Linked DNA regions of Homo sapiens: region 1 is linked to region 2. A link is a loop called in an ENCODE intact Hi-C map of the cell type or tissue named here. Cell type or tissue: PC-3. All regions are shown on one strand.

Region 1 (5,000 bases), 260 kb after region 2:
TACATATTCAATAAGCTGTAAAAGGAGTCATGAATATTTATGAAAGGAGAAACGTGCACATGCACAACTGAGCTTCCTGCTTCTTCTCCATGTTCAAAAAATGGCATTGGGAGGGGCGCGGTGGCTCCTGCCTGTAATCCCAGCACTTTGGAAGGCTGAAGGGGGTGGATTGCTTGAGTTCAGGAGTTCAACACCGACCTGGGCAACATGGCAAAACCCTGGCTCTACAAAAAATACAAAAATTAGCTGGGCATGGTAGCATGCATCTACTCGGGTCCCAGCTACTCGGGAGGCTGAGGTGGGAGGACTGCTTGAACCTGGGAGGTGGAGGTTGCAGTAAGCCGAGATCATGCCACTGTACTCCAGCCTGAGCAACGGAGGAAGACCCTGTCTGAAAAAAAAAAAAAAAAAAAAAAAAAAAAAAAAAAAAAAAAAAGGCAGTGATCTGAGGGTGGAGTTTTCAGTCCTCTAATGTCACAAAGTGAAGCAGAGGACATGAAAACCCTTACTGTGCATTCTCCATGGACTGGCCAGAACCACTCCATGGTCTGTGGTCTCAGGCAAAACAGTAGGGGCAGGCGGGGGGATGGTTCACACCGGTAATCCCAGCACTTTGGGAAGTGGAGGTGGGCAGATCACTTGAGGTCAGAAATTTTGAGACCAGCCTGGCCAACATGGTGAAACCCCATCTCTACTAAAAATATAAAAATTAGCCGGGCCTGGTGGTGTAGGCCTGTAATCCTATCTACTAGGGAGCCTGAGGCAGGAGAATCACTTGAAACTGGGAGGTGGAGGTTGCAGTGAGCCGAGATCATGCCACTGCACTCTACCTTGGGCGACAGAGTGAGACTCCATCTCAAAAATACCAAAAAACAAACAAACAAACAAAAACAAAAACAGTAGGGGCAGTGTTGGGTGGTTGGTTCACGTCAGGGGTAACATGATTTTAAACATGATTTAAATGTTTAAATCAAGCCAATAATGATTATAACTATTCCATTGGCTTTAACTTTTGAAAGTGTTGAGTTCTGTTAGGCCCTTAGGGAAGAAAGCCCAATCATGGTTGGCAAGGAAGGGAGTCTGACCCCGGCTCCCATCAGGGCCGAGAACTCTGTTTTCAACGTTACTCAGGGGTCCCCTTGGCAAAGAGATGATCCATTCAGTCCGTTGGAGGCTTGGAGTTTTATTTTTAGTTTACCATTGTTTATGTTGACAAGTTGATTGCTGTTTATGCTATTTGCAGTATGTATAGGTGTTTGGGTCACAGAATCTTAAGAAATAAATATGGACAGTTATATACTGTAGAGAAATATATTCAGAAACATTTGTTTCCTCTCTACTCTATTTTAAATTTGAAGTTAGCCATTTGCTGATTGTGCCATTACATTACAGTTGTAAAATGCAAGTTTAGATACATCTTCAGACACAAACATTTACAAAGCACACTCCAAGATACAACTTTGCACACTCCCAAAACATAGTGACTATTGCTATTTATGGAACTCTATGTTGCTGGTTATAATATCCACTTTGAAATTTCTCATTTTATTCTTTTTTTAAATTTAAAATATTCTCAGTTATTCATAGTCTTAGCCAATCAGTATTTATGCAGTTAAAGATGACAGCTAAAGAAATATTTTAGTTCAAAGGATTTTTATCTTTTGTTTCATTTGGTTTAATTATCTGGCCTCAAACAACTTAAATTCTGGCAGCATTGCTCTTACTCTAGTTCTTAGCCTTGAAAACTTCTTATATATGTCAACTATGTAAATAGCTTTACAGTATCAACATTCTTCTTGTAAGTTCAACAACTTTTATTGACTGGCAATGTTTTATGTAAATTGTAGAGTTATGTTGAAACTTATAAGGCATCTCTTAAATGTTTAAATCAAGGCAATAATGATTATAACTATCCCATTGGCTTTAACTTTCTGCCAGTAATTGTAATTATAATTTTAAAAATCTACATTTATTTATAAAATTTTACCTGGGGGTGTAAAAGCCTTCTCATACTCTATTAAAAAGACCATTATATGCTGTTAAAATGAGTCATGCTGAAATCATTGCTTACAAAGGGTTCATCTAAATGATAATGGGTATAATAAGGAAGTTACAACCTGGTAGTAGAGGTCTTTTTTTCCATCTGGCAAATCTAATAAAACGTGAAAAGACATTAAGTCATGAACAAACACCCAATTAGAAGATCAAATAAACTATGGCCCTAATTTTTTTTTTTTATATCTTTAAAGTACTTTTGGTAACAATTATTAATCTGTATATTCCAAGTAGATACAACCTCAGAAACTTTATAATACAACATTTGTTTTTAGCTTTCATGAGGTTATGTAGCTGATGAGAGAGATAAACATTTTGCCACAGGAAAATGCATATGTGCTTACTTGATTTTACATAAAAATCCCAGGGATCCACAGTTCCCTAGAACTCCTGTTATTATATTGTATTATGTATTGTAATTAAGCTAATTTTTACTAACGCTTTGAAAGTGCCTTGAAAGGTGTTATTTACAAATCATTCTTTATAAACATTGTTGTAGCTTGATATTCAGGCATTTTAATTCATATCCAGGCAGTTGTATCTATTAATAGTTTTTTAGAATAAGCTTTCAGAAAATTTGTATGTAAGTCTGGTCTATGACTTCAAACAGCTTTATTAATCAATCAACATATGTATGGTTAATAATTACTGTCTGGATCTCTTTCAGCAAGTCCAATAACAAAATATTATTTCCTTCTTTTTTCTTTTTGAGATGGAGTCTTGCTCTGTCACCCAGGCTGGAGTGCAATGGCGTGGCTTGGCTCACTGCAACCTCCGCCTCCCAGGTTTAAGTGATTCTCCTGCCTCAGCCTCCCGAGTAGCTGGGACTATAGGTCGGGACTATGCCTGGCTAATTTTTGTATTTTTAGTAGAGATGAGGTTTCACTGTGTTGTCCAGGCTGGTCTCGAACTCCTGACCTCGTGATCTAGCCGCCTTGGCTTCCCAATGTGCTAGGTGTTATTTCCTTATTTTAAAGCTCATTTCTTTACATTCATTGAAGAGTTGGTTATAAACCTAGACGGACACACCAATTTGCATACCATTGTTGGATAGCATGAGTTTTCTGGCATATACATATCTAAACTTTGCAGCCACAACTGGCAGACTACTTTTACATTCCCAGAAGAGTTGATCTAATTATACAGTGGACCAATAGGTCAACTTTCTGTGAGGAGTTTCCAGAGTCTTGCTCATCGTATGTGCCCAGAGAAGTTGTTGGAAGCAACTAGCAAGCCAGCAAGTGGAGGACTTCCTGGTAGCACTCCAGCCACTCAGAGTTGTAAAATTTCCCTGAATATGATCTGTTGTAGTTTCAGTGTAGAGGGTCTATTCATTTTCTATTACTGCATAACTAATTACCATAAATTTAATGGCTTAAAACAACAGCTTATTAGCTCACAGTTCTACAGGTTAGAAGTCCAGACATGACACAGCTAGGTTCCTTGTTCAGGGTCTCACAGGAATAAAATTAAGGTGTCAGCGAGGGCTGTGATTCTAATCTGAGGCTTGGGGTCATCCAAAGTTATTCAGGTTGTTGGCAGGATCTTGTTCCCTGTGGTTGTAGGACTGTGATTGCCACCTTCTTGCTCACAGAGTTGCTCTCAGCTTCTGTGGGCTGCCCACTGTTCCCTACCATGTGGCACCTTCATCATAAAAAGTCAGCAATGGAGAATCTCCTTTGCATGAAATCTCCCTCATGCTTCGAATTTCTCTTTCCAGGAAGAGCCCAGTCACTTTAAGGACTCATCTGATTAGGTCAGGCCCACCAAAGATGTTCTCCCTGAAACAGGAAATTTTCCCTGACCCCTTTGCAGCAGGTGGGAACTGGACTGTGGGCACTGGAGCTAGCTAGCTGCTTTGGCTGGCTTCACTTGCTTGGATCCACTGCACTCCAGCCCTAGTGGGACGGGGAGTGTAGCTGAGTGGGTGCAAGAGCCAGGGCGAGTGCTTCCGGGCACCGGCAAGAGCAAAACTCTGTGCAGGCCCCATGGCAACATCTAGAGGGGGAGTACCTGTGACTCCTGAAGCCCCAGAAGGAGTGTTAACAGTCAGTGCTCTTTTAGTTTTGCTGTCCACGGACAGCTTATGTGTTTAAAGGCTCAGTGAAGCCTCTGCCTTTTTGTGCGGGCAGAGGGTCAGTGTGTTAGCCTTCTGTACCCCGAGCTCTTGTCTGGCATCCAGGAAAAATCAGGTCTCACAAATGAATTTAAGGATAGTAAATGTGGGGGATTTTATTGCCAATGGAAGTGGCTCTCAGCAGGAAGGGGAGCTGGAAAAGGGATGGAGTGGAAAAATATTCTTCCCCTGAAGTCTGGCTGTCTCTGGCCGGACTCTGAAGTCCCATCATCAAGCCATCCCTCTGAAGTCAAGCTGCTTCTCCCCGATGTCCAGCTGTTTCTTCTCCTCTCAATGTTCAGCTGTTTCCTTTTCTCTGCCAGCTGGGTCAGGGGTTTTTATGAGTGCAGGATGGTGGGTGGGACAGGCCATGGGTGGTTTTGGAAAAAGGCAACATTCAAGTGGGAAAACAGGAATGCATGTTCTCACTTTGGGCTGTGGTTCCAGGCTCGAGGGTGGGGCCCTTGCCGGGAACCCCACCCTTTTATGCCTAGAATTTCTCTGCCTCCTGTCCCTATCACCCTTATCTTAAGGTCAACTGATTTGGGCCTCAAATTTCACCTGCAAATCCCTTCACAGTAGCACCTAGGTTAGTGTTTGATTGAAAAACTGGGAAAAGGTGTGTGCACACTAGTGGTGGTGAGGTATCTTGGAGGACACCTTAGAATTCTACCTACCACAGTGGAAGGGCAGGGCCTAGGATCTGACAGGGGAAAAGAGTAGCTAGGACTGTTTTCTACTCTTTAGAAAAAATATCTAAACACATGCAAATTGTGAGAGGACATATCCTGGGTAACTGTCAATGCTGGTAAACCTCATAGAAAGAGAC
Region 2 (5,000 bases):
CATCTATTCACGAATCAGTTCCCTCCGAGAGAAAGTCAGGGACCAGCTGAGAGACTCCTACACACTGGGCGACTAAGAAAATTTCCACATCAAATGGGAAGGAAAAGCTGAGGCATAGGACCCTGCCTTAGACACTGCTCCACATTATCTGGAAAGGACTCCCTAATATCAAGCTTCTTCCTGTGGAGAAGAGGATTTGTACTCACATGTAGAACCCTAACTCTAAGGTTTCCCATGGTCTGGTTCTTAATTCACCGGCTCTGAGAACAAAGAGGATTAAACACCCAAGACTCTCTAGACCACAATAAAATTGTGGTGGTTTGCTATGGGCACTCGAGTACTTCTGGGGCTTCATCCCCCAAGAGCAGTGCAGAGAAGGGGCCTAAAATATGCAGCCCCTTCTTTCTGCCTGGAAGGAATCTATAACACACTCTTCTGGTGGCTACATGCCTGCTTGTCTTCTAACGAACTTGCTTCAGGAAGTTAAAGAGGCAGACAAATATAGCTTGGCTGACAGCCTAAGAAGTGGACCGGCACTTCTTGAGTCTTCTCCCCTGGCTCATGCCAGAGGTAACTCCAGGTTTATTAATCTCTCATGGAAGAGAGTCTGACTGTATATTGAGCACCCACAATTTTACAGCTCCCACTCAACGGACTGTGTCCTAAACTTCCTATCTCTGAAACCAGAGGGAACAAAGTATATGTGAGTCTATCTGCACCACAGAAAAAAGTGCCAGTTTTATATGGGCATGTAGGCATTTCAGGGACGTCATACCATAGGGGCAGTGCAGAGAAGGGGCTTTAAAAACAGCTATTTCTCCTCAAATGGGGTTTATGCCACATATCAAGTGCTCCAACTTTTATAGCACCTCCCTAAATATTCCCTCTCTAAACTACTCTTAGCTCTGACAGCAGAAGATAGTAGGCATATGTGAGTCTCCTTAGATCACAGAACAAAGGGGTGGTCTTGAACAAGTGTGCAAACACTTCTAACGGCTACATCCCCTTGGAAAAGTCCCAAAAAGGGGTGAAAACATGTAGCTTCCATCTTCTCTCCAGAAGGGGCTTATAACATACTTCAAGTGGTCATTTGACAAGCTGGCTTCTAATGGACTTGCACTGGGGAGCTAACAGGGCAAACAAATAGCTCTGCAGCAGCCAAAACAGAGCTTGACACTTCATGATCCTTTCCTTTGGCTTACCCCTATGATAAATCTAGGCCTCCCCCATTCTACGTGAAAAAAGTCTGATTACACAGCAAGTGCCATAACTTCTATAACTTCCACCCAAGGTAATGTCTTCTTAACAAACTAGCTCTGGGAGTTGATGGGACTTTGCATTCTTGAGTGGTCCTAGATCCAAGAAAAAAAGAGGTGGACATACAATGGGCCCACATCCAGCAGCTATCTCCCCAGGATCTGAGGGCACAGCCTAAACATGAGTTCAGACATTTGCCATAGATCCTCTACCTGGCTTAGCACAGAAAGAGTGGGAAATAGACACCCACATTCAGCTTCACCATGAAGATGGAAGTAATTGAAACACATAGCCAACACCCCAATCTTTCCAGCTACATCTAAGATAATCTGGCTCCTAACTTCCCTGTCTTGAGGTACTGGCAGAACATGGCACATCTTAAGCTCCACAGTGCAACCCTAAACAGAGACAACAGTCTGGATGAACTCGAATATTTGAGAGGCACCTTAAAATCTTTGGCCAGACAGATTAGTGAGAACTTTCTCCTACATGAGACAAGTCTGACAAGACTGGGAGAGGTAGTTGTCTTATCTAATACACAGAAACCAAAATAGAGAGTCATGGAAAATGAAGAAACAAGGAAATACATTCCAAAGAAAAGAATATGGTAAATCTCTAGAAACTAACTGAAGTGAAGTGGAGATATGTGATGTACCTGAGAGAAAATTCAAAATAATGGTCAAAAAGATGCTCACCAGGGTCAACAGAGCAATGCAAGAAAAAAATGAGAACATCAACAAAGAGAAAGCATAAAATTATCAATTGAAAATCATATATCTGAAGAGTACTATAACTTAACTGAAAAATTCAAGAGAGGGGTTTAAGAGTAGGTAAGATCCAGTAGAAGAATAGATTGGTTAACTTGAGACAGGTTACTGGAAATCATCCAGTCTGAGGAGAAAAAAGAAAAGAAAAAGTGAAGGTAGCTCAAGCAATTTATGGGGCACCATCAGGTAAAACAACTTACGTATTATTGGCATGCCAGAAGGAGAAGAGAAAGGGATAGAAAACACATCCAAAGAAGTAATGGCAGAAAACTTCCCAAGCCTGGGTAAGAAGATAGAAAGCCAGAGACAGGAAGCCCAAACAATACCAAATAAGATGAATCCAAAGAAACCTATGCCAAGACAATCACAATAAAATTATAAAAAGTTAAAACACAGAGTGTTGAAAGCAGTAAAGTAAAAGCAAATCATCACATACAAAAGAACCTTCTCATAAGACTATCAGTGGATTTCTCAAGAGCAACCTTGCAGGTCAGAAGAGAGTGAGATGATACATTCAACATCCTAAAAGGAAAAAAAAAAACCCCATCAACCAATAACTCTATACTCAGCAATTCAGTCTTTTAAAAAAAGGGGGTGATAAAGACTTTCTCAAACAAAAAGTTTAAGCATTTGCCACCATTAGACCTCTTTTACAAAAAAAACGCTAAAGGGAGTTTTTCATGCTGAAGGAAGAAGACACTATTAGTAACATGAAGACATAAGAGAGTATAGTCATGTGCTACATAATGACATCAACAGTGGTCCCATAAAATTATAATGGAGCTGAAAAACTCATATTGCCTAGTGATGGTGATGTCCATTATAACGCTGTAACACAAAGCATTACTTGTGTTTGTGGTGATGCTGGTGTAAACAAATGTACTGCTCCGTTAGTCATATAAAAGTGTACAGTAATGTTCTAAGCCCTTATATTCACTCACTACTCACTCACTGACTAATCCAGCGCAACTTCCAGTCCTGGAAGCTTCATTCACAATAAGTACCCTATGCAATTTTATACGGCAATTTTACTGTATATTTTATATATTTAGATATGTTTAGATACACAATTACTTATCATTGTGTCACAAACTGCCTATAGTATTCCATACAGTAACATGCTGTACAGGTTTGTAGCCTAAGAGCAAAAGAGTATACCATGTAGACTAGGTGTATAGTAGATTATACCATCTAGGGTTGTGTAAATACACTCAATGATGTTCATACAATGACAAAATCACCTAATAATGCATTTCTCAGAATGTATCCCCATTGTAAAGTGATATATGACTGTATATTGTCAAATCCAAAATACTCTAGTAATACAATGGGGTTGGGTAAATTAATTATATTTCTTTTTTCTTTTTCTTTTTCTTTTTTTTTGAGATGAAGTCTCACTCTGGTGCCCAGGCTGGAATGCAATGGTGTGATCTCAGCTCACTGCAACCTCCACCTCCTGGGTTCAAGCAATTCTCCTTCCTCAGCCTCCAGAGTAGTTGGGACTACAGGCACGTGCCACCACGTCTGGCTAATTTTTGTATTTTTAGTAGAGACGGGGTTTCACCATGTTGGCCAGGCTCGTCTTGAACTCCTGACCTTGTGATCCACCCACCTCGGCCTCCCAAAGTGCTGGGATTACAGGTGTGAGCCACTGCACTCAGCCAATTAATTATATTTCTAATAAAAAGGTTAAACTGTTAAAAGAACTAAAGCTACAATAATTTTTAAGGAATGCAAATTATAAAAAGACAAAGTATGACATCAAAAATACAAAATGTGTGAGGAGGAAAAATAAAAGTGTAGACTTTGTGTATGTGATAAAAATTAAGGTGTCATCCATAGGCATGGGCAAGGACTTCATGACTTAAATACCAAAAGCAATGGCAACGAAAGCCAAAATAGACAAATGGGATCTAATTAAACTAAAGAGCTTCTGCGTGGCAAAAGAAACTACCCTCAGAGTGAACAGGCAACCTACAGAATGGGAGAAAATTTTTGCAATCTACCCATCTGACAAAGGGCTAATATCCAGAATCTACAAAGAACTCAAACAAATTTAAAAGAAAAAAAAACCCCATCAAAAAGCGGGCAAAGGATATGAACAGACACTTCTCAAAAGAAGACATCTATGCAGCCAACAGATACATGAAAAAATGCTCATCATCACTGGTCATTAGAGAAATGCAAATGAAAACCACAATGAGATACCATCTCACGCCAGCTAGAATGGCAATCATTAAAAAGTCAGGAAATAACAGATGCTGGAGAGGATGTGGAGAAATAGGAATGCTTTTACACTGTTTGTGGGTGTATAAATTAGTTCAATCATTGTGGAAGACAGTGTGGTGATTCCTCAAGGATCTAGAACTAGGATTATCATTTGACCCAGCAATCCCATTACTGGGTATATACCCAAAGGATTACAAATCATGCTACTATAAAGATACACACACGTATGTTTATGGCAGCATTATTCACAATAGCAAAGACTTGGAACCAACCCAAATGTCCATCAATGATAGACTGGATTAAGAAAATGTGGCACATATACACCATGGAATACTATGCAGCCATAAAAAAGGATGAGTTCACGTCCTTTGCAGGGACATGAAGCTGGAAACCATCATTCTCAGCAAACTATCAGAAGGACAGAAAACCAAACACCACATGTTCTCACTCATAGGTGGGAACTGAACAATGAGAACACTTGGACACAAGGTGGGGAACATCACACACCTGGGCCTATCTGGGGGTGGGGAACTGGGGGAAGGATAGCATTAGGAGAAATACCCAATGTAAATGATGAGTTGATGGGTGCAGCAAACCAACATGGTACATGTATACCTATGAATCAAACCTGCACGTTGTGCACATGTACCCTAGAACTTAAAGTATAATAATAAAAAAAATTAAGGTGTCATCAACTTAAAATGGCCTATTGTAAGTATATTTTCTGTAAGCCTCAGGGTAAACACA

What was found. Hi-C counts contacts between places; a loop is a spot of excess contacts. Peaks named below come from ENCODE experiments on the same cell type or tissue, not always from the same donor. Only the 100,000 strongest peaks of a DNase experiment are listed, where the experiment ranks them.
Region 1: it touches region 2 in a loop (20-fold over the local background); 1 of 110 quality-filtered maps calls a loop at or near these places.

The regions. Positions count from the first base shown.
Region 1 is chr6:119,122,531-119,127,530 of GRCh38, forward strand. It overlaps a transcript of FAM184A not described here. Among named protein-coding and RNA genes, the nearest start is that of FAM184A, 46 kb to the left of the region's middle. In PC-3, no CTCF peak of the experiment used is centred here; no DNase peak of the experiment used is centred here; H3K27ac peaks cover 561 bases.
Region 2 is chr6:118,864,488-118,869,487 of GRCh38, forward strand. All of the region lies in intron 8 of MCM9 (minichromosome maintenance 9 homologous recombination repair factor), which reads right to left. Among named protein-coding and RNA genes, the nearest start is that of ASF1A, 27 kb to the right of the region's middle. In PC-3, no CTCF peak of the experiment used is centred here; a DNase peak (open chromatin) is centred at 2,934; H3K27ac peaks cover 2,638 bases.